Regions from separate parts of the Homo sapiens genome. Here region 1 is linked to region 2. A link is a loop called in an ENCODE intact Hi-C map of the cell type or tissue named here. Cell type or tissue: endothelial cell of umbilical vein. All regions are shown on one strand. Links, peaks and the distances in the headings refer to the core of each region. The heading gives the core; the rest is flanking DNA.

Region 1 (10,356 bases), core at 684-8,683, 560 kb after region 2:
CATAGTCTTATATTGACTCCTGTCCAATATTTTATCCAGCTTTTAGAATTGAATTGTTCACATGGGAAAGTTAATTCCAATAACAGCCACTCTATCATGACCAGGTCCAGATCAATTCGTTTTTAAAAATAGTTTTTATGCCAGATATTCTCTCTCTTGCTATATATATTAGAAATTATAAACATTAGAAATTATAAACATGATTTTATATAATACATATCATAAAAATATAACCATGTTTTATGTTTATAAAATTATAAACATTAGAAATTTTATATATGATTTTATATATTATAAAATCATAGATGTAATCATGTTTTATATATTTATAAAATTATAAATATTAGAAATTATATATATTTATATATTATAATATATAAAATCATAATTTCTAATGTTTATGTGTTTTGAAAGGTATATACCTTATCCCCATTTTTTTTTTTTTTTTTTTTTTGAGACGGAGTCTCGCTCTGTCGCCCAGGCTGGAGTGCAGTGGCGGGATCTCGGCTCACTGCAAGCTCCGCCTCCCGGGTTCACGCCATTCTCCTGCCTCAGCCTCCCAAGTAGCTGGGACTACAGGCACCCGCCACTACGCCCGGCTAATTTTTTTGTATTTTTAGTAGAGACGGGGTTTCACCGTTTTAGCCGGGATGGTCTCGATCTCCTGACCTTGTGATCCGCCCGCCTCGGCCTCCCAAAGTGCTGGGATTACAGGTGTGAGCCACCGCGCCCGGCCCTTATCCCCATTTTTAAAGATTAGGAAACTTATGCTCAGAAAATCTGAGATAATTGCCTAAAATTAACCCAGTTTGTTAATGGAGCTGGAATTGGAACTGAGATTACTTGGGCTCCAAGTTCCACCTACCTAGCCCTAATAACTCAGTGTATAAATTCCACACAAAAGTCATTACAATTTTACCCACAATTTTCCATCAGTATTTTTATGTATTAAAATATTTAGAAGGAGAGAATATTGAAGTCACTGGCTGAAATAATTGATGTTTGTATAAGGATCTTTCTCCCTTATTCAGATATTTGATAACTGATTGTATGTAAAATAGTAAGCGCTTCTGAGATATCATCATCTATAGAATTTTTTCCTAATATCTTAGGATATTAAGATAATCCTACTCATTTAGAGGAAATTGATACTACTGAATAATTCCTTCACTGAATGTGGCAAACTTCCTGTCAACAGAGACTTACCATGTCACCATGACAAAGACATACCAAACCAGGCTTTTGGACATGGAATACTCTGCAAATAATACTTAGAAATTTTAAACTCATCAAAATGTAGTCTGACTCTGCAAAATTAGCCCTTATCCACAACTAACAGCACTAATCTCTAATCCTCCATCTCTCTTAGCAAAAAGGTCAATTATAAACCTACACAGTATTCTGGGTTTACTCCAAAGGAATAAGTTTCCAAAATGCAAAACAAAAAAATTACATAAACAGAAACATCGTGTAGAATGTGTGAACAGTCTTTGATATCTGTTGCCTAGTGTCTGTTTCCCTGCTCTGTGCATATTTTCATATCCACTAATACCATTTATAGACTATCTTCATTGATGATGATTGTTCACTGAAGTTCTGTGCTTTAACATGCCAATTATTGTATCCATTTCTTGGATGTAAATTGATTTACCCATTCTACTCCTCTGCCATTTCCCCTCTCCACAAATTTTTCACCAGTTTTGCCTGGCTTTCTCTCCCATTCAAGTTCTATTATGTGAATCAAAACCACAAAGCTCTATCATTCTGGAGGCCATAGATTCAGTACTACATGTTGAGAAGATTCAATCTGACTTAGGAGATAAAGAAAAAGATTAAAAGAATGATACGGGGAAAGCATATGGCCACTGGTCATTTGCAGCAGCACAAGCAATTCCAGATAGTTGTTCAGCAATTTGGGGAGGATCATCAGTTACCTCTGGTGCATGACTGTGAAGCTTTTTTCTCAATAACGTGCACAGGTGCAGTCTATGCTAAACAGATTAGTCAGTGCCTGGTGACTCTGACATAGGCCAAACTTCACTCTTCCCCACATCAGTGGACATGTCTTCAAAATGAGAAACACTAAAGAAGGTATAGCTGATAGCCAACTTCTGCTTCCTTAAGGAATTCAACAGAACTAGTCTGTGCCTGAAGAGAAATTCGGGTGATATAATGGTAAGAGAGGCAGAATTTTTTGTGGCATGGAAATTCTGCAATAGCATCATACCACTAACCACAGCTGACAAAGAGGAGGTAAACTGAGAAGTAGGCATGTCCCTGGAACCCACATGCCACCACTGAAAACTACATACAGATCCTTAGCCCATTGCCTTCATCTCCCTTCCTTTTGGTCAGAGCTCGTGAACTGATTTTGAGGTCAGGGATGGACAAAAGTCTTGCAGCAGGAAAAAGGGAAGCAGCCCTTTTCTACATCTTTTATGTTTAATTTCATGTCAGACACACCATTATGACACTTGGACATTTGACTCCTGTTTACTTACTTCACAAATGTTATCTAGCTACTTAAATATTTTTTTCTTTTAGAGATGGTGTCTTGCTATGTTGCCCAAGCTGGCCTCTACCTCCTGGGCTCAAGCCATCCTCCTGTCTTAGCATTAAGAGTAGCTGGGACTACAGGCACACACCAACACACTTGGCGGTTAGCTACTTTCTAAGAAATGAGCATGGAGTACAGAATCAGAGGATAAGAAGGGATCTGATGCTGTATTCCCCCAGAAATGGAGTAACAAAAGCATAAGGCTTGAGTCTGCATTGAGGTCTTACCAACAAGATCGAAATTTTACATCTCTCATCTTGTTGTTCTTTCATCTTGGTTTTCTCCCTTCCTGACTCAGAGGAGATGTAGAGCATTTGGATTTAGTAGTCCCTCTAGAGAAATGACCAGATGCAAATGCAGACATTGAAGTGCAGACACAGCACTGAGTCGTGATGTGCCAAAAACATTCAAAGGGAGGCAAGCCAAATGTGAAGGAAGAGGGCACTGAAGCAACCAGTTATTCAAGGCAGACACCTGAAATTACCATAAATGTTGTTTTAATAGAGAGACTTCTACCACGATTTGCTGCCAGGTTCAGCTGAAGTGCATTTTATTCATGTCTGCTACATTCGGTGGGTCCACTAAGGGTAAATTTATTGCCACTATTGGAATTTTAATGCCCAAGAGGCTACAAGCCTTGGTCCTGTTTGTAATAATTCTTCAGAGTGTCCTGTGCAAATCTGAGGTGGAAAAATCAGAGAATGAAAGGTTGTTGAGAAAGAACAGGACGACATTTTAATTATAAAAGGGAAAATGTTCCAATTGGGGTTAATTTCTGTAGAAAGAAACCTCAGGGATATTTCAGGTAGCAAGTAGGTTTTACAGAATTGAAATATAGATTGAAGAGATTTTGCAAATACCCGTTTTCTCATATTTTTGATGATTAAAAAAAGACTCCGAATTTTGTTAAAGGAATTGGACCTTGTTAACTGAACAAAGAATCCCATCTTATTTATATCCTTCCATATTCCTTTTCTCCTCTGTTGAAAGGACATAGTCCATTCCTTTTTTGAGTGTTATTTTCTCCCCAATTCCCTCTCTCAGTGGCAAATCCTATCACTGGTATTTTTAATTTGCTGGTTTCAGAGCATTTGGATTCAGTAGTGGTATCAGCATGCCTTTGTGTGAACAAACTTACCTGTTAAACTTACTCAATTCCCTGCACTGAAGCGAAGAGTTTTTTAAAATGCATATCATTTTTCAAGGCAAGATCCCTATCTAAACAGTCTAAATAAAGGAAAATTTGAAAAATATCTCTCTTTCAAGAATCGATTATTAATTGGGATCCGGATCAATTGGTATAAGAATGCCCGGGACAGAGAGTCAGTTTCCATTGGTAGAAATATGGTCCAAGATTTCTGTGGCAGATACACAGGACTTTCCCTTTTGGAGTTGGGGGACTATTAAAGGAGCTGTTAGGCTCCCCTGCTGCGTGGTTTACCTCATTTAAGTCTTACAACTCCCCTGGGAGAAAGACATGAGTAGTCTCGCTGCACAGAGAAGAATGTCTCAGAATTTAATTGCTTAGAGTCTCTGCGGATAAGTTTCAGATGTGCCACTGAAACTCAAATCTGCCTACGTTCCTTTCACAGCACTACATTGCCTCAAATGGAGACGTTTTGAGTTGGTCTGATATGCTTTTTCCAGTTCCCAGAATTGATTCTTTGTGAGAAGTAGTTTTTTCTCCCATTTCCACCAGGCCAATTATGGCGAATGTAGTAGGAGCAACATCTAGGATTCTCCGTTTGGGTTTCTAATCCGGGGCCGGCACCTGTCTCGGCGTCCTGCCGCTGTCCCAGGCCGGTGGTGCTGGATTCCGCGGCGCTTGGGCAGAAACGAGGAATCCCCGCCAACTCCACAGGGAGGATCTATTCCCAGCCCCCTTATCCCCCTAAAAAACACCCAAACCAAAACAATCACCACAACCTAGACCGTGGGCCTCTGCGGACGGGGCAGTAGAGGGTCGGGGGCAACAAGGCACCTCGGCAGCGCCCTCTGGCGAGAGGAGAGCGCGCAGGTCCCCCGCCCGCGCCCCGCTCTGCCGCCGCCGCCGCCGCCGCCGCCGCCGCCGCCGGCGCCCCCGCCCGGCTCTCCGGGTTCACCCTCGGTCTCTCACTCCGTGAGACACAGACGGTAGCTTTCCGACCGAGCGGGGCACAGGCTGAGGCGGCGCCAGCACAACTGCCGCCGCGCGCCCCGAGGAGACCCGGGCACGAGGAAACAAGGAGAAATCAGGACTCCTTCCCCGGAACCGACCGGCAGCTCCGCGCCCCCGCGCGACACCCTTCGCAGCCACTTCGCGGGGCGGGCCAGGACTTGGGGACGCGGCTCGGGAAGAGCCGGGGCGGGCGGCGGCGGCGGCGGCACGGGCGCGAGGGTGCGCGCACTGGGACTGGAGAGGAGTGAGTGGCGGGCTGGGCGGCGGCGGCCGTAGCCGCGGGTGCCTCCCCGCCTCACCGCTTCGCAGGCAGCACCGCCTCCCGGGCCGCGGCCGCCCGGCCGGGTCCTCTGCGCGTTCCCGGGCCCGGAACCGGCACACGATGCACCCGGCTGCGTTCTGATCGCCGCCGCGCCTCAGCCTCTGCCGCGATGATCCCCCCTGAGCAGCCGCAGCAGCAGCTGCAGCCGCCGTCGCCAGCCCCGCCGAACCATGTGGTGACCACCATCGAGAACCTGCCGGCCGAGGGCAGCGGCGGCGGCGGGAGCCTGTCCGCCTCCTCCCGGGCTGGCGTGCGCCAGAGGATCCGCAAAGTGCTGAACAGGTGAGCGGCGGCGCCGGGCGAGGGCGCGGGGGGCGGGGGCTGCGGGCGCCCGGCTCCGGGTCCCCTCCGTCCCTGGGGCGGCCCACGGGTCCTTTGGGACGGGGTTGCGGCCGGAGGAGACTGAGGAGATCGGGCGACGACGCGCTCCGCGGGCGCAGAGAGGCCGCGGCAGCTTTGTCCCGGCGCAGGGAGCCCTGGAGTGGTGGAGCTGCAGCTGGTCCGAGGCGGGAGTTCGGGGAGAGGCGGGGTTTTTCGTACCTAGCCACCCTGTATGTGTGTCCGCACTCACACCCTCCATACGCGTGCCGCCTCACTTCCCTTTCCCTCTCGCACCCCGGCTTTGCGATCGGGGGTCGGGGGGACGCGGGGACCCGGCCAGGGCTGAGGAGGGAGGCGCGGGGCTGCAGAGATGGCGTGGAAGTCCTGGGCCTCGTGCTGTCCTCCGCCCCGCCCCGCCCGGGGGCTTCGACCCCTTGCCGGGGGAATGGGGTCGCAGCGACAGCCTAGCAGGCGGAGGGAACCCACTTCTCCAGCCTGACGCTCCAGTCGCCTCTCGGACTCTTCCTGGCTGGGAGCAGCGAAGAGAGGGCTAGAGGCCTGGAACAGACCCAGCAAAGTGCAAAACATTGCGGGCAGGGTGTGAGCCGGCGGCGCCCAGTTATTCCGAAGCGCCCATGCCGGAGGGGGCGGGTGCCGATCGCCGGCGCCTCCAGTGCTGGAATCTGCGTAGTGGATTCAGGACGTTGACGTTTTAGGATGAGGACCTGGGTTGACGTGAAAATGGGGGTACCTCTGGCACCTCTGACTCAACTGTGATGTGAAAGGGACTTTTTCTACTTAAGTAACTTGAAATGGTTGACGAGCTGACACCTTAAAAAATTGTATAGGGAATGGGTTTTGTGTTCTTTTTTGTTTGGATGCGTGGGTGCCTTTCGATGCATCTGTAGGGGTAACTGTTCCAGTCGCTCTGTTCATACAGGTTTCTGTGTGGCATTGTGTTGGGTAGCAGAGATTCCCAACGAATTCACACGGAACTGTCTGGGGCTCAAAGCTCTGGTGGGAGTACAAACTATGTACAGAAATAGAATCTTGAGAAATATCCTTATTTTGGGAGTATAGTTTAATTTAGTTATATCAAATCCCGAACCATTCAAGAATCCCTGGTGGGGAATTAATGCGTGCGTTAGTTTATTTGCGGGTACTTCTGTAGCTTTCCATTTATTATCAAACAGAAAGAAATTCACTCTGACGGGAGACAGGAGTTGGTAATAGAACTAAGTCTTTGATTTGTAGCTGAGAATACCACCTTCCAAAAGATAAAGTAGAATAAAGCAAGAAGACGCTGGCTCAGTACATATTATGTGGGTTTTGTATTTTTTATGAATACCTGTGAGTTTTTTTTTCAATTGCAATTACCTTGTCATTGGCTGTTTAAATTTTTAATCACAATATATTTTAATTATTATTATTTCTCATCAAACTAGAAAATATTGATGTAATATTTTGCTCAGTTTCTTTTTGCTCAATTATAAGTTATTACTGATTCCATGTAGGTTATTTCTTGATATGTAATGAATCATAGAGCCCAGAAAAACAAGATCACTGAGGTAGGAGTGAGGGGTATGTTGTCATCATACCTTGGCCAGTAGCTAGACAAGTGGTTTGCAGCAGAGCCATTTATCTGCTTGGTCTTGGTTTCTTCATTGTAAATTATGTTTAATAATACAGTACTTGTTTTACTTCCCTACCATGATTTTGAGAATTAGATAATGCTGAAGAAAACACTTGGAAAAGTATAAAGATCTACATGAATTAATGTATTCAACTCATTTTTTTTCTAAGGTAAGCCTATGGGGTAAACATAGGCAAATGAAGTTGAAGTCATGCTACGTTATGGGTAGAACCTTGTGTTTCTAATGAAACGATCTGTGACATGAGTTGTACTAGTCCCAGTGTATAGAGGAGGAACTTATACTTATGTTGGGTTGACGGCATTTCATCGCAGGTATACAACCGTGAATGGAACCCTAGGTTTGTAGCCTTTAGACTTAAGCTAAAACAATTATTTATTTATTTGTCTTTCAAAGTTATTCAAAATTTTCAATATAATATTTTGTATTGAGTAACTGGCTTTTCCTTATCCTTAAAGGATAAGAAGAAACTCTTTGTTTCAAGAAAGAACATTTTTAGTAAGGAGACTGAAAAATCTGAGCAAGTTTTAAAATCTCAATGGCATAATTTATTTAGCATGCTGATGGGCTTGGCTTTTGTGCCATAATTATGTCAATGAGAGCCTTAATAGTGGCTATAGAGTGATTAGGCTCTAGGTAAAAGTGAGAGTATGGGGGAGAGTGAATTTTTGAGATTCTGCAGAGTGCTTGGATGTGGCTCCCCTCTGGTTTGAACCCTCATGATGTGTTGGACTAGTCAGTAATGGATATCAGGCAGGCCCATTGGGGCCTAATCATAAGCATCTTTGTCAATTTTCTAAGAACTCACCATCTGCTTACTTTCTCCTTTTTTGCTTTCTTCTTTTCCTCTTCCTCCTTCCTGAATACTTCACCCACATTGCCCTGTCCACTCATTGTCTTCATTTGTCTTCTTTCCTCTACCCTTGGCATGCAGCAACTTAGCTCCTAGCAGAAAGTGGTTCCAAATCGGGAAGCTGGGAGCCAATATAAAAAATATCCCTCCAACTTTTGACATGCAGATATATGGTTAGCAGCATTCTATTGCTGTGGGCTGGTAGGGCTAGTCTCTTCAGTGACTGAAATGGGGGCTGTACCACTGTCAGCTCCTAGCATCCCACTGGGCCAAAGGGGTAATGCTGAGACACAGAGTGGTGCAATGGGACGAGAAATATTAGACTGTGAGCAAGCCAAGCCTGGCGAATTGCCTGCCATTGGTCACAGTCTACAGGAACAGCTATCTGACAACCCAGAGGAAGAACTGCAAACACATACGCTATCTATATCCTGTCTACCCAGGGAGAGTTAAAGAGAGAATTGCTCATCAATAATTAATTAAAGGTACTTCTTGCTCTCAAGAAGCTTAGAATGAAATATAGTGTTATCTTAATAAAATCTGCCTTACATTATTCAGCATCATTTTATTTCCATAGTATACTCCATAGCCTCTCCCCTTACTCTAAAGGCTTGTCGAGTTGGATTGCTGCATTTTGTACACAACAATTGGGGTATTTCATTGGTTGACTACTCCCTTTCTGTGAAACAGTTAGATTAGAATGTAATTATATTCAAGACTTGGTGAAAGAGGAGGCACTAGATAATTTTTTAAAATAATTAATGGGACATCACATTTTTTCCCCTGGTATACTCAAAATTGTTTTGGCAAAAGGATGCAAGAAACATGACAATTTAAATGCTGGAATAATTACTACTCCTTTAATATTCAAAATTGTGAACCAATCAATATATTGATTCAAACAAGGAAAAAATACGGCAAAGTCTTCTTCACATTTCCCTCCCCTCCCCTCCCCTCCCCTCCCTCCCTCCCTCCCTCCCTCCCTTCCTTCCTTCCTTCCTTCCATCCTTCTGGCAGGATCTTGGTCTGTTGCCCAGGCTGGAGTGCAGTGGCATGATCACAACTTATTGCAGCCTTGACTTCCTGGGCTCAAGTGATTCTCCCACCTCAGCCTCCCAAGTAGCTGGGAATACAGGTGCACACCACCATGCCTGGCTATTTTTAAAAAATTTTTAAATTTTTAGTAGAATCGAGGTCTCGTTCTGTTTCCCAGGCTGGCCTCAAACTCCAGGCCTCAAGTCACCCTCCCACCTTGGCCTTCCAAAGTGCTGCAATTGCAGACATGAGCCACTGTGCCTGGCCTTCCCTTATTTCTTAGCATGGTATAGTATATATTACCCTGCCACAGGCAATCAGAAAATGACGAAAAGAAAATACTTCAAGGGCAACAGTTGATGACCCTCTCAAAGAAACTGCTGATCAGGTAGATTTCTTAGACACATACAGGAGTAGCTACTGACCTACATATTAAAGTGCCTGAAGATTTTGTACTCTAAATGATTTCTTAATGAAATGTTTTTGAGAAATGAGTGATAGCTTGTTTTGTGTTTTGCATATGTGTGCTTTTATCTTTTCCCACATGAGTATTATTTTCAGTTGTTAACAGAAATATCTGTGAATTTCTTGTTTTGATACACTTTCTTCCCATTAAGACATACAGTGGGTTGTCTCAAATTATAAAGGGGTTTCTGCCTCTTTGAGTCTTATGGCGGGAATGTTTAATCATTAGAATGGAATCACTACTGATTCTGACTCATCCATTCATTTGATTTAGAATGAACTGATTTCCAACTTATATTTAGATTTATTTTCAAATTTCTGAAACCTTTTTGAATATAAACCAAAGATCGTTAAGGATATACATAGAAGAGTTTGAAGCAAGCCTACATAAAATCAATGTCCAAGTAGGAAACTTACCATGTAAAATGGGACAATATGTGTACATAGCCTTTCTGAGTCATTAAATAAGGTGGACAGAACATCATGAACCAATGGATATGACTGAACTCTAGGTATTCCATACAGTTGGTGGAAACATATAATTTAGATGATCCTTTCTGATCAAGTGAGAAGGCTTTTGTTAGGAAATTAATGGTGAGAATCTTCCTCAAGCTGCTCCGTCTAAAACATGTCAAAATGAAAAGAGGAAGATCAGCTAGTAATGAGGTTGATTAATATAAAATATTCCAAGTGGAACTGGGTGGTGTGATTAAAAACAGACTTTTCTAAGATCAGTAGTAAAGAAAAGATGTCTGAAGGGTGCATTTGTTTTTAACTAAAAGGACAAAATTATAAAAATAAATGATTATACCAGTATACTTGTATTTATGCCCAGTGCTTGGAGAAACTAATGTTCACATTAAAGGGATATTTGGATTACCTCAGATAAAGATGATGTGTTTTCAGGTAATTAACGTGTATTAAAATATACTTGTCTTTGTGTGATTTTCTTTGAACTTTTACTTTCTCAAAATCCTTCAGTGTCTTAGGGGC
Region 2 (10,356 bases), core at 1,524-9,523:
GTAAACTCACTGTACCTTTAACACATAAATATTTCCACCAGACAGTCTAGTAACAAGGAGAGTGAGCCTTCCATTTGGAAATTCACTTTGTCTTAGAGGAGTTTCAGGAATTAGGGCCAGGTGTGAGATTGCCAACTGATAACGGACTGATTCTTTAGGTCCATTTGGCTTGTGAGATTCTCTCCAAGATATAATGAGGCTGGTGTCTGACCGCACAGTTGTATTAATGAGCTGCACTGCCTCTGGTACTGAAATAAATAGCAAGGAATGATAAAGGATGCTGCAATAGCACTGAAAGATGGAAAGAAGTAATGGAGTTTGGGTTGAAGAGTAATCATGTGGTATGAGCAGAATAAATAACACATGTCCAGAAAGAAAGTCAGCCTCTTCTATAATCGTAGGTTAACAGACTGCCTAAAAGGCTCCCACTTATTTTTGCCCAGTGACCAAATCATTCTCTGACTCCAGCTCAAGGATATGGCCAACGGGGAATAACCCAATTTGGGTGAGTTTTGTGAATATCATCAGAGACATCTGAAATAAACGTCATCACCTCATAATAATCACCACCTCATCAGCTCTTAGAAAACCTTTTCAGACCTATTTTCTTTAAGGCTATACTGTTGCATAACTTTACAGCTCAGGCCTCAGTAAAATTCACATAGAAAAAAAGCTTGGTTTTTCTATAGCTCACCACATGTACAGAAACCTATGAGTATCTGGAAAAAGTGACACTGTGTGGTGAGACCAAATAATGTGTTTCTTGGTCAAACAATATTGATTTCAATGTTTTACCTCCTAGTTGCTTTCTATTTTAATAGAATATTATTAGTTAGCTTCAGGGGTTAGAGTAAGGGTCAGGTCAAAGTTTTCTACAAACACATTTTTCTTATTAAACTTAAAAAAGCTTACTAAAATTACTTCGCATTCAGATTTTAAAAAATAAACATCAACATACACAGCACATATATCACAATATTCTGCTTGAGAAACCCACAACAAGCCCATAACTTACCTCCATTTTTAGTTTTTCCCCAAATCTCTTTTCCTGGTGGTAAATGTTCCAAAGGATCTGAATAATAATTTTTTACAGCTATCTGTATCATGTATGTTGAAAATGGTTGTAAATCTTCAATAAGAGCTATACTGTCCTGAAATTCCTGTAATTGATTTTTTAAAAATCAACATCTTATTTTTAACATTTTATACAAATTGGTAGAAATTATTTAATCAAAGAGAGAACAAAGTTAAAGGCTCAAAAAAATTAATTTATTTTAAATTCTGGATTATTAATGGTAATACCACTGTCCAATCTACCCAGACCTGAGTTGTTCAATGTTTCCAAGAATAAATACCAAATGATTGGTAGCCTTCAGTTGGTTTTGTGGCATAAATTGTTTCACATGGGAAGTTAAATTCCTAGAAGAGGACACTATTTCATTAACATTGTATTAGAAATTCAGCAAGATGGTAGAAAACATGTGACACATATGTGAATACAATAAAATATTTTTATAGTATCTAATCACTCTTAGAAATAAAGTTTAAGAGAGTAAAAAGACTTTCCTTAGACCAATGGTTCTCAACTTTGTTTATACTTTGCTATCATCTGGGAAGTTTTAAGAAACTACTATGCCTGGGTTCTATTGCCAGAGATTCTGATTGAGTTATCTGGGGTGAAGCCTAGATGCAGAGTGTTTTGTTTTTTTTTTTTAAAGCTTCGATGTGCCGCCAAGGTTGAGAACCACTGTCTTAGACCACTGTTAATCAATGAGAAGACAATAAGATAGATTAAATTTAATAACAGACATGACCAGTGCTGCCAAGTCCAATCTTGGCCAGCCAAATGATCTATCTGAAATTACTTATTTTAGAAATGTGTAAAAAGGGTTAATTAGACAAAATTAAGGAAGGAATGAAAAATCACATACACTTTATGGGAAAACATATAGTGTTTAACATCCAACAGTTAGTCAATTTCACCTTTTGAACAGGCTAAATAAAGCCAAGCACAAAGCAAAATATTGGATATATGTGATTCCATCACTAAGACAACTGAAATACTAATGAATACATTTCATCATTTCAATGATTGAATGAATAGTGCCAATTCATTCAAGAAATAGTTAGTGAATGCCTACACAGTGCCACTAACTGTGCTAGGTGCTAGGCATACAATGATGACTAAAAACAGTATCTGCATAGCAGTATATTTCTCTGCACATAGGAAACAAAAGACAAAATATAATGTACAATTTTTATATTAGATAAATGCTGTGGAGAAGAGGTATAAGGCAATGTTCTTTCCGTCCAGTTCATTTCTTACTCTTCAATCTTCAGTCTGCTCCATAGGCTGCAAAAATAATTCTCTATCATTCTCTCTGAGGATAATTAGATAATCAGGGAGGGGAATAAACCCAATTCTTTCTGGACACTCAGAAAACGGTTACCATGGCAATCCATCAATGGGCAAGAGTTGATATACTTCCTTGAAGCTTAACTTACTCCCAGTCAAGAAAACTAGAACACAATATGTTTTGATGAATCATTAGCTGTAAAAAAGTTGCGTACTAGTCCATTTCAGAACATATAGGAAATACTTTACTATGGCTCATAATTTTATATCAAAAAAGAACATCTTGTGAAAAGACAAAGACCACTAGTTCCAATCTTACCAGAATTCTATATTTCAAGTCAGAGCTGTTTTTCCTGTCATTAACTTCTGCATAATAAACCAGGTATGTTGGAGTAGGGCTGGTGATGCCATACCATGTGAGGTTTGTCTTGGCCAGAGGTAATCTGATTGTGAGGCTAGTGTTAGTGGCATTAAGTATAGTTGGTTCCACAGTGTCTGAAGCTAGAGACAGAAACGCTTTATCTAAAATAAGAAGAAACCAAAAGATTAAATATCTATACTATATATATGAGAGGAAAAGCAGATTTTTAACAAGAATAATATCAAAGCTTAGAAAGAAATTTGTAGAGCATACATAACTTTTGCTTGAAAACATAAATATGAAAATGATTTGAAATAATATTCTCTTTGAAGAAACAAAAATGGCTGCAGCTTGATACTGTGTGTAGTATGTGTAGTATGTACTGCTACAGTCTACCCAATGTCCTCTCCTTTTCTTCAAGTTCATATATATCTGATATTGTTCAGGGCAGTATGCTGGGAGGAAAAACTGTTTCTGAAGTTTGATTGCAGCCCAGACAATCATGTGACACGGTCTGGTTAGTCAGATGTGCTTATCACTGTGGCGCACCTCTGTCCTTCACCCTCCCCCAACCCAGGAGGCGGACACTATGCAAGAGGGGCGGCAGCCATCTTGTGAGAATTGAATAAAGGACTCACTAAGGATGTTTGGGGAAAGATCAAGTCCAGGTGATTGATGGCATTGTGGAGCTCCCTGGCCACCGCTTACAACCAAACACCTTGCACGCTGCACAACTCCAGGGAGCCCCAGTCACAGAGACTACAATGGAAATGGTCTGTTCTAGACCAGTGCAGTAGCGCAACCATACCGCAGGCTTAAGCCTCGAAAAATCGCAGATCTGTCACTTGCAGCTGAACACAACTTCTTGACCTATTCACTCTCAGTCTTTATGTAAAACATCACCTAAAAATGTAGCATAATTACATAATATGCAAATAACTCCAAATATGATTTTAATATGAAATCTAACAATCTTACACCAGTTAGCCAACTCTTTAACTCATTGTGCGTGGCACTGTGCAATCTGGCTCCTGCCCGCATATCCAGTCTCTGCTATGCAAAGCCATCCTTCACTCTAACCACAGTACACTATCTACACACTGCAGGACTTCTACCCCTCCAACCCTTCACATAGGTAGTCTCTTCAGGTTGGAATGATCTTCCCCATCTGCCTAACCTTACTTAAGCCTCAATTCATGCATCATTTTTCCTGGGAAGCCCTTTCTGCCTTCCTATTCCAGGTGAAGGACATCTCCTCTCTGTCCTCACTCCACTTCACGTGTTCTTCTACCAGTGCACTAGCCACATGTGATTTTGGTTTTGGTTTTCTTTTGCTGCTTTCTTTTCTTCATCTAGCACTAGAATGTAACTATCTTTGGCTGAGACTGTGCTTGAATTATCTTTGTTCCACCAGAGCCCCAGGAGGGTGCCTGACATATATTAGGTATTTAGTATGTGTTGTCGATCCTTATGAATTCATATTAGCCACATATAAAATACAACCTTTGCATTCAGCAAGTAAGAAAATTAGGGGGTAAATGTCTAAGTGACAAAAACTTGATGAAGCCAGCTCCTTCACTTGCTAACTTTTTTGTCTTGGGAAGGTTACTCCAGCTCTTCTGTAAACAGAGACAATGGCCTGCTTTACAGATATTTATATATCACTCTATCCCTAGCACATGGTAAGAACATTAAATAAATGTTAGCTATTACTATCATCATTACTGAGACTAAAATGAAAAGTTAGAGAAAATAATGCTGGTCTGGTCTGGGAATTCCAAATATGAATTCCAAAATGCAGGAAAAAATGTTTAAAATTAGAAGTACATCGAAAATCTCCAACAACAGTGTCAAGGGCACTGTGAACCTAAGTTTGAGGACATTTGGAAAGTATGGGGGTTTAGAGATGGATAACCTTACTAAAGTTACAAGATGAACCACTCTTCAGTTCAACCAATATTTATCCAATATATTCAGTTTGTACTGATTTCTGATCTGAACAGAGAATGGGATACACATGTGAGCAATCAGAGCAATTATCTAATTCAAAAGTCATTGGTAATTTTGTCGTTCTTTTATTTAATTGATATAATATGACATGTTGAAGTGTCAGAAACATTATTCAGGACAGAAAGACAGGTTTTTCCCTTACATTTTTTTTTTTATCCCATACATTTTGAAGATAATTGAATACCTTCAGAAAAAAAGGACCAAGATAACTTGTAATTGCTTAAAATTTCCAGCAGATGGAGGTAAAGTATTCTTAATAATGTACCTAGAAACTAGCAACATAAAATAGACTCCATTTTTTAAAGAAAATAATGAGTATTAATCATACTCTTAATGAGTTCCAGTTTAAAAAAAAAACTCATGCCACTCTTGGGACTTCATTTTGGAGCGTGTTTGTGTATGTGGCTGGGAGGAGGATATGTGTGTGTGTCGTTCAACTTCAGATACTGCATGGACGTCTTTTTTTTTTGGTAAGACTTTATTTTTTAGTCAGTTTTAGATTCACAGCAAAATTGAGAGGAATGTACCAAGATTTCCCAGATACTCCTTTTCTCCACACATGCATAACTTTCCCCCATTATCAATACCCCTACCAAAGTAGTACATTTGTTACAATCAATGAGCCTACAATGACATCATTATTACCCAAAGTCTATAGTTTACATTAGAGTTCAGTTTTGTATTGTACATTTTACGGGTTTGGACAAATGTGTAATGAGCTGTATCCACCATTATAGTATCACATAGAATAGTTCCACTGCCTTCAAAGTCCTCTCTGCTCTGTCTATTCGCCACTTCTTCCCCCAGCCTTCTCGCAACTAGTGATCTTATTACTGTCTACATAGTTTTTTACTTTCCCAGAATGTCATATAGTTGATATCAGCCTTCCCCAACTTTGTTCTTCTCCTTCAATACTGTGATAGCTACCTATTCTAGGTCTTTTGCCTCTCCATATAAACTTTAGAATCAGTTTGTTAATATCTACAAAATAACTTTAGCTGGGATTTTCATTGGGATTTTATTGAATCTATAGATAAGTTGAGAAGAAATGACATCTTGACAATATTGAGTCTTCCTATCTATGACATGGAATATCTCTATACTTATTTAGCACTTTGATTTCTTTCATCAGGGTTTTATAGTTTTTCTCATATAGATTTTTGTGCATATGCTGTTAGATTTATACCTAAGTATTTCATTTTCTGTGGGTGTTAATGTAAATGATACTGTGTGTTTAATTTCTAATTCCACTTGTCCATTGCTGGTATACAGGAAAGTGATTGAGTTTAGTATATTAACCTCGTGTCCTGCAAACTTGCTATAATCACTTATGAGTTCCAGGAGTCTTTTTGTCAATTCTTTCAGATTTTCTACATAGATGATCATGTCATCTGTGAACAAAGACAGCGTTATTTCTTCATTCCCAATCAGTATACCTTTTCTTGTATTGTATACCTTTTCTTGTATTGTTGCATGCTGTGACTTCCACTGCAGTGTTGAAAAGAAATTGGGAGAGGGAACATCCTTACCTTGTTTCTGATTTAGTGAGAAAGCCTCTAATTTCTCACTATTAAGTAATGATGTTAACAACAAGTTTTTTTATACATGTTCTTTCTCAAGGAAGTTACCCCTATTCTTAGTTTGCTGAGGATTTTTCATCCTGAATCCGTGTTGAATTTTGTCAAAAGCATTTTCTGCATCTATCAATGTGACCGCCTGATTTTTCCTCTTTAGTCTGTTGATATAGTGGACTACATTAATTGATTTTCAAATGTTGACTCAAACTTGCATAGCTGGGATAAATCCCACTTGACTGTGATATAAAACTATTTTAATATATTGCTCGATTTGATTTGCTAATATTTTGTTCAGGACTTTTGCAATTCTTGCAATATTCAAGAGAGACACCGGTCTAAAATTTTCTTTTCTTGTAATATATTTGTCTAGTTTTGGTTTTAGGGTAATTCTGGCCTAGAATAAACTCATTCATTGGCCTAATTGGAAGTAGGCCCTCTGGTTCAATTTTCTGAAAGACATTGTAGAGATGGTATAATTTTCCCATAAATGTTTGATAGAATGCATCATTGAATCCATCTGGCCCAGGTGCTTTCTATTTCAGAAGGCTATTAATTATTGATTCCACTTATTTAATAGATGTGGACATATTCAGATTGTCTATTTCTTCTTCTGTGAGTTTTGGCATATTGTGTCTTTAAAAGAATTGGTCCATTTCATCTAGGTTATTAAATTTGTGAGCATAGAGTTGTTAATAGTATTCCTTGATTATCCTTTTAATCTCCATGGGTTCTACAGAGATGTCCCCGCCTTCATTTCTACTATTAGCAATTTGCATCCACTCTCTTTTTTTCTTAGCCTGGCTAGAGGCTTATCAATTTTATTTATCTTTTCAAAGAACCAGTTTTTGGCTTCATTGATTTTTCTCTATTGATTTCCTGTTTCAATTTCATTGATTTCTACTATACTTCCTTTTTATTTTTTCTTTTGTTTTAGTTTTGTTTCTTATTATTATTTGGGACTTAATTTACTCTTCTTTTTCTAGTTTCCTAAAGTAAAAGCTTAAATAATTTTAGATCTATTTTTTTAATACATGCAGTCAGTGCTGTAAACTTCCCTCTAAGCACTGATTTTACTGATTCCCGTAAGTTTTGATGTTTTGTTTTCATTTTTAGTTCAAAATATTTTTAATTTGAGATTTCTTCTTTTACCCATTTGTTATTTAGAAATACGTTGTTTAATCTCCAAGTGTTCTGAGATTTTCCAGCTATCTTTCAGTTATTGAGTTCTAGTTAAATGGCATTGTAGTCTGAGGACAGATATTGTATGATTTCTATTCTTTTAAATTTGTTGAAGTGTATTTTATGTTCTGTCTTGGTGAATGTTCCATGTGAGCTTGAGAAGAATGTTTATTCTGCTGTTGTTGGAAAAATTATTAATAGTAGATAGATGTCCATTACAGCCAATTAATTGATGGTGTTATTGAGTTCATCAGTATATCCTTAGTGATTTTTTTTCTGCTGGATTTGCCCATTTCTGATAGATGTCGTGAAGTCTTCAATGGTGATAGTGGCTTCATCTGTTTCTTGCAGTTCTATCAGTTGTTGCCTCATGTATTTTGATGCTCTGTTGTTAGAGATATATGCATTAAGGATTATTACATCTTCTTGGAGAACTGATCCCTTTATCATTATGTAATGTCCCTCTTTATCCCTTATAACTTTCCTTGCTCTGAAGTCTGCTGTCTGAAATTGTTTCTTCTTTCATTTGATTAGCGATAGCATGATATACTATCTCCATCCCTTTACTTTTGATCTATATGATGTGTCTTTATATTTAAAGTGGGTTTCTTATAGACAATGTATAGTTGAGTCTGTTTGTTGATCCACTCAAACAACTTCTGTCTTTTAGTTGGTGTATTTAGACCACTGATGTTCAAAGTGACTACTAATATAGTTAAATTAAGATCTACCATATTTGTTATTATTTTTCATTTGTTGCCCTTGTTCTTTGTTCCTACTTTTGTCTTCCACTTTTTTTCTGACTTTTGTGGTTTTATTTGAGCATTCTAAATGATTCTATTTACTCTCCTTTCTTGGGAATCAGTTATACTTTTCTAAAAATATTTTTCAGTGATTTGCCCTTGAATTTGCAATGTATATTTACAACTAATCCAAGTCCACCTTCAAACAACACTATACCACTTCACAGGTTTGCAGTACCTTATAATAACAAAATACTCCCAAGTCCTCTTTTCTATCCCTTGTGTCACTGCTGTGATTCATTTTGCTTAATATAAATATAAATATACACATATATATATGCACACATACATACATAAGTGGATATAATTGAATATGTTATTGCTATTACTATTTTGAACAAACTATTATCCATTAGGTCAGTTAAGAAAAAGAAAAACTTTTACTTTACTTTCACTTATTTATTCTCTAATGCTCTTCCTTTCTTTATGTAGATCTGCATTTCTGATCTATATCATTTTTCTTCTTTCTAAAGAACTTCTTTTAACATTTCTTCCAAAGCAGGTCTACTGATAACAAATTCTCTCAATTTTTGTCTGAGAATGTCTTTATTGCTCCTTCTCTTTTGAAGGATAATTTCACAGGGTATGGAATTCTAGGTTAGTGTTTTTTTCTCTCAACATTTTAAATATTTTACTTTTCTCTCTTCTTGCTTATATAGTTTCTGAGGAGAAGTTGGATATAATTCTTATCTTTGTTCCTCTATAGGTTAAGTATTTTTTCCTCTGGCTTCTTTCAGAATTTTTTTTCTTTATCTTTGGTTTTCTGCAGTTTGAATATGATAGGCCTAGTGTAGATTTTGGCATTTATCCTTCTTGGTATTCTTTGAGCTTCCCATACCTGTAGTTTGGTATCTGACATTAATTTGGGGAAATTATCAGTCATTATTTTTCAAATATTTCCTCCAAATATTTCTTCTGTTCCTTTCTCTCTTCTTTTTCTAGTATTCATATTATACCTATCTTACACCTTGTGTAGTTTCCCCACAGTTCTTGAATATTCTGTTTCGGTTTTTTTCCTTTTTTTTTTTTTTTTTACCTTTATAGTTTTGCAGGTTTCTACTGAGATATTTTCAAGCTCAGAGATTCCTTCCTCAGCCACATCCAGTCTACTATTAAGCCCATCAAACATTCCTCACATGTTACAGTGTTTTTATCTCTAACATTTCTTTTTTTTCCTCAAATATCCATATCTTTGCTCACATTGACCATCTGTTCTTGTATACTGACTACTTTATCCATTAGAGCCCCTAGCATATTAATCATAGTTGTTTTAAATTCTCAGTCTGATAATTCTAACATCCCTGCCATATTTAAATGATTGTGATAGTTCCTCTATCTCTTCAATCTGTGTTTTATGCCTTTTAGTATGCCTTGTAATTTTTTCTTGATAGCTGAATATGCTGTACTGGGTGAAAGCAACTGCTGTAAATGGGCCTTTAGTAATGCGGTGGTAAGGTGTAGGGGAAGGGGAGGCATTTTATAGTCTTAGATTAGATCTCAGTTAACTTCAAGTGGGTTTTTGCTTTGCTTTTCGACTGTGAACTTCACAGGTTCTTTTCAGTCCCCCCACCCCACTTAGGTGGGACACGACGGCTGGAGTGGGCTGGGGTTGGGCACTTCTCTTTACCCAGGTCAATTAAGCTCTGATAAAACCCGAGCAGGTCCAGCTGTGATTAGTGTATCTTGAATGCAGCCCTTGTTAAGAAGAACAGAATGCTCTGGTGCCTTTCAAAATTTTTCCTTTTCCCTTCTCTCTGTGGGAAGCACAAGGAGATTCTCTAAGAAAAAAACCAGTTAAAGCTCCTGGAGGTAAAACTTATAAAATGAAGCCCTCCTATGACAGGATGCCCCTCGAGTTTCTAACTCTCAGAGTTACCCACACTGAGCCTCAAGCAATTCATCAATTACAGTTTGGATTTTTCTACCACTAACACTGCTTTCTAAAAAGATTTCAGCTCATGGGTTTTTGCTCTGGTAAATTGTAATTCTCTGTATTTACCAATCTGTCTTTCCAACTGGGGACAGCAGTTTGCTCTGTGACCTCACTTCTCTTGTGGATCCAAGAAGAGC

The links. A loop is a pair of places that touch in the nucleus more often than their neighbours do. Peaks named below come from ENCODE experiments on the same cell type or tissue, not always from the same donor. Only the 100,000 strongest peaks of a DNase experiment are listed, where the experiment ranks them.
Region 1: a loop joins it to region 2, with 19 times the contacts of the local background. A loop is called at or near these places in 3 of 110 quality-filtered maps.

The regions. Positions count from the first base shown.
Region 1 is chr6:117,902,581-117,912,936 of GRCh38, forward strand. It overlaps SLC35F1 (solute carrier family 35 member F1), which reads left to right and starts at 4,684. Exons shown (of 8, transcript NM_001029858.4): 1 at 4,684-5,319. The coding sequence starts at 5,147. It overlaps LOC124901480 (a long non-coding RNA gene), which reads right to left and starts at 4,350. Exons shown (of 2, transcript XR_007059904.1): 1 at 3,696-4,350; 2 at 3,079-3,237. In endothelial cell of umbilical vein, for the core only: a CTCF peak has its summit at 4,531 (motif pointing left); no DNase peak of the experiment used is centred there; H3K4me3 peaks cover 1,432 bases; H3K27me3 peaks cover 1,186 bases.
Region 2 is chr6:117,341,385-117,351,740 of GRCh38, forward strand. ROS1 (ROS proto-oncogene 1, receptor tyrosine kinase) reads right to left here. Exons shown (of 44, transcript NM_001378902.1): 28 at 2,676-2,878; 29 at 1,016-1,160; 30 at 16-248. Among named protein-coding and RNA genes, the nearest start is that of ROS1, 79 kb to the right of the region's middle. In endothelial cell of umbilical vein, for the core only: a CTCF peak has its summit at 4,953 (motif pointing right); no DNase peak of the experiment used is centred there.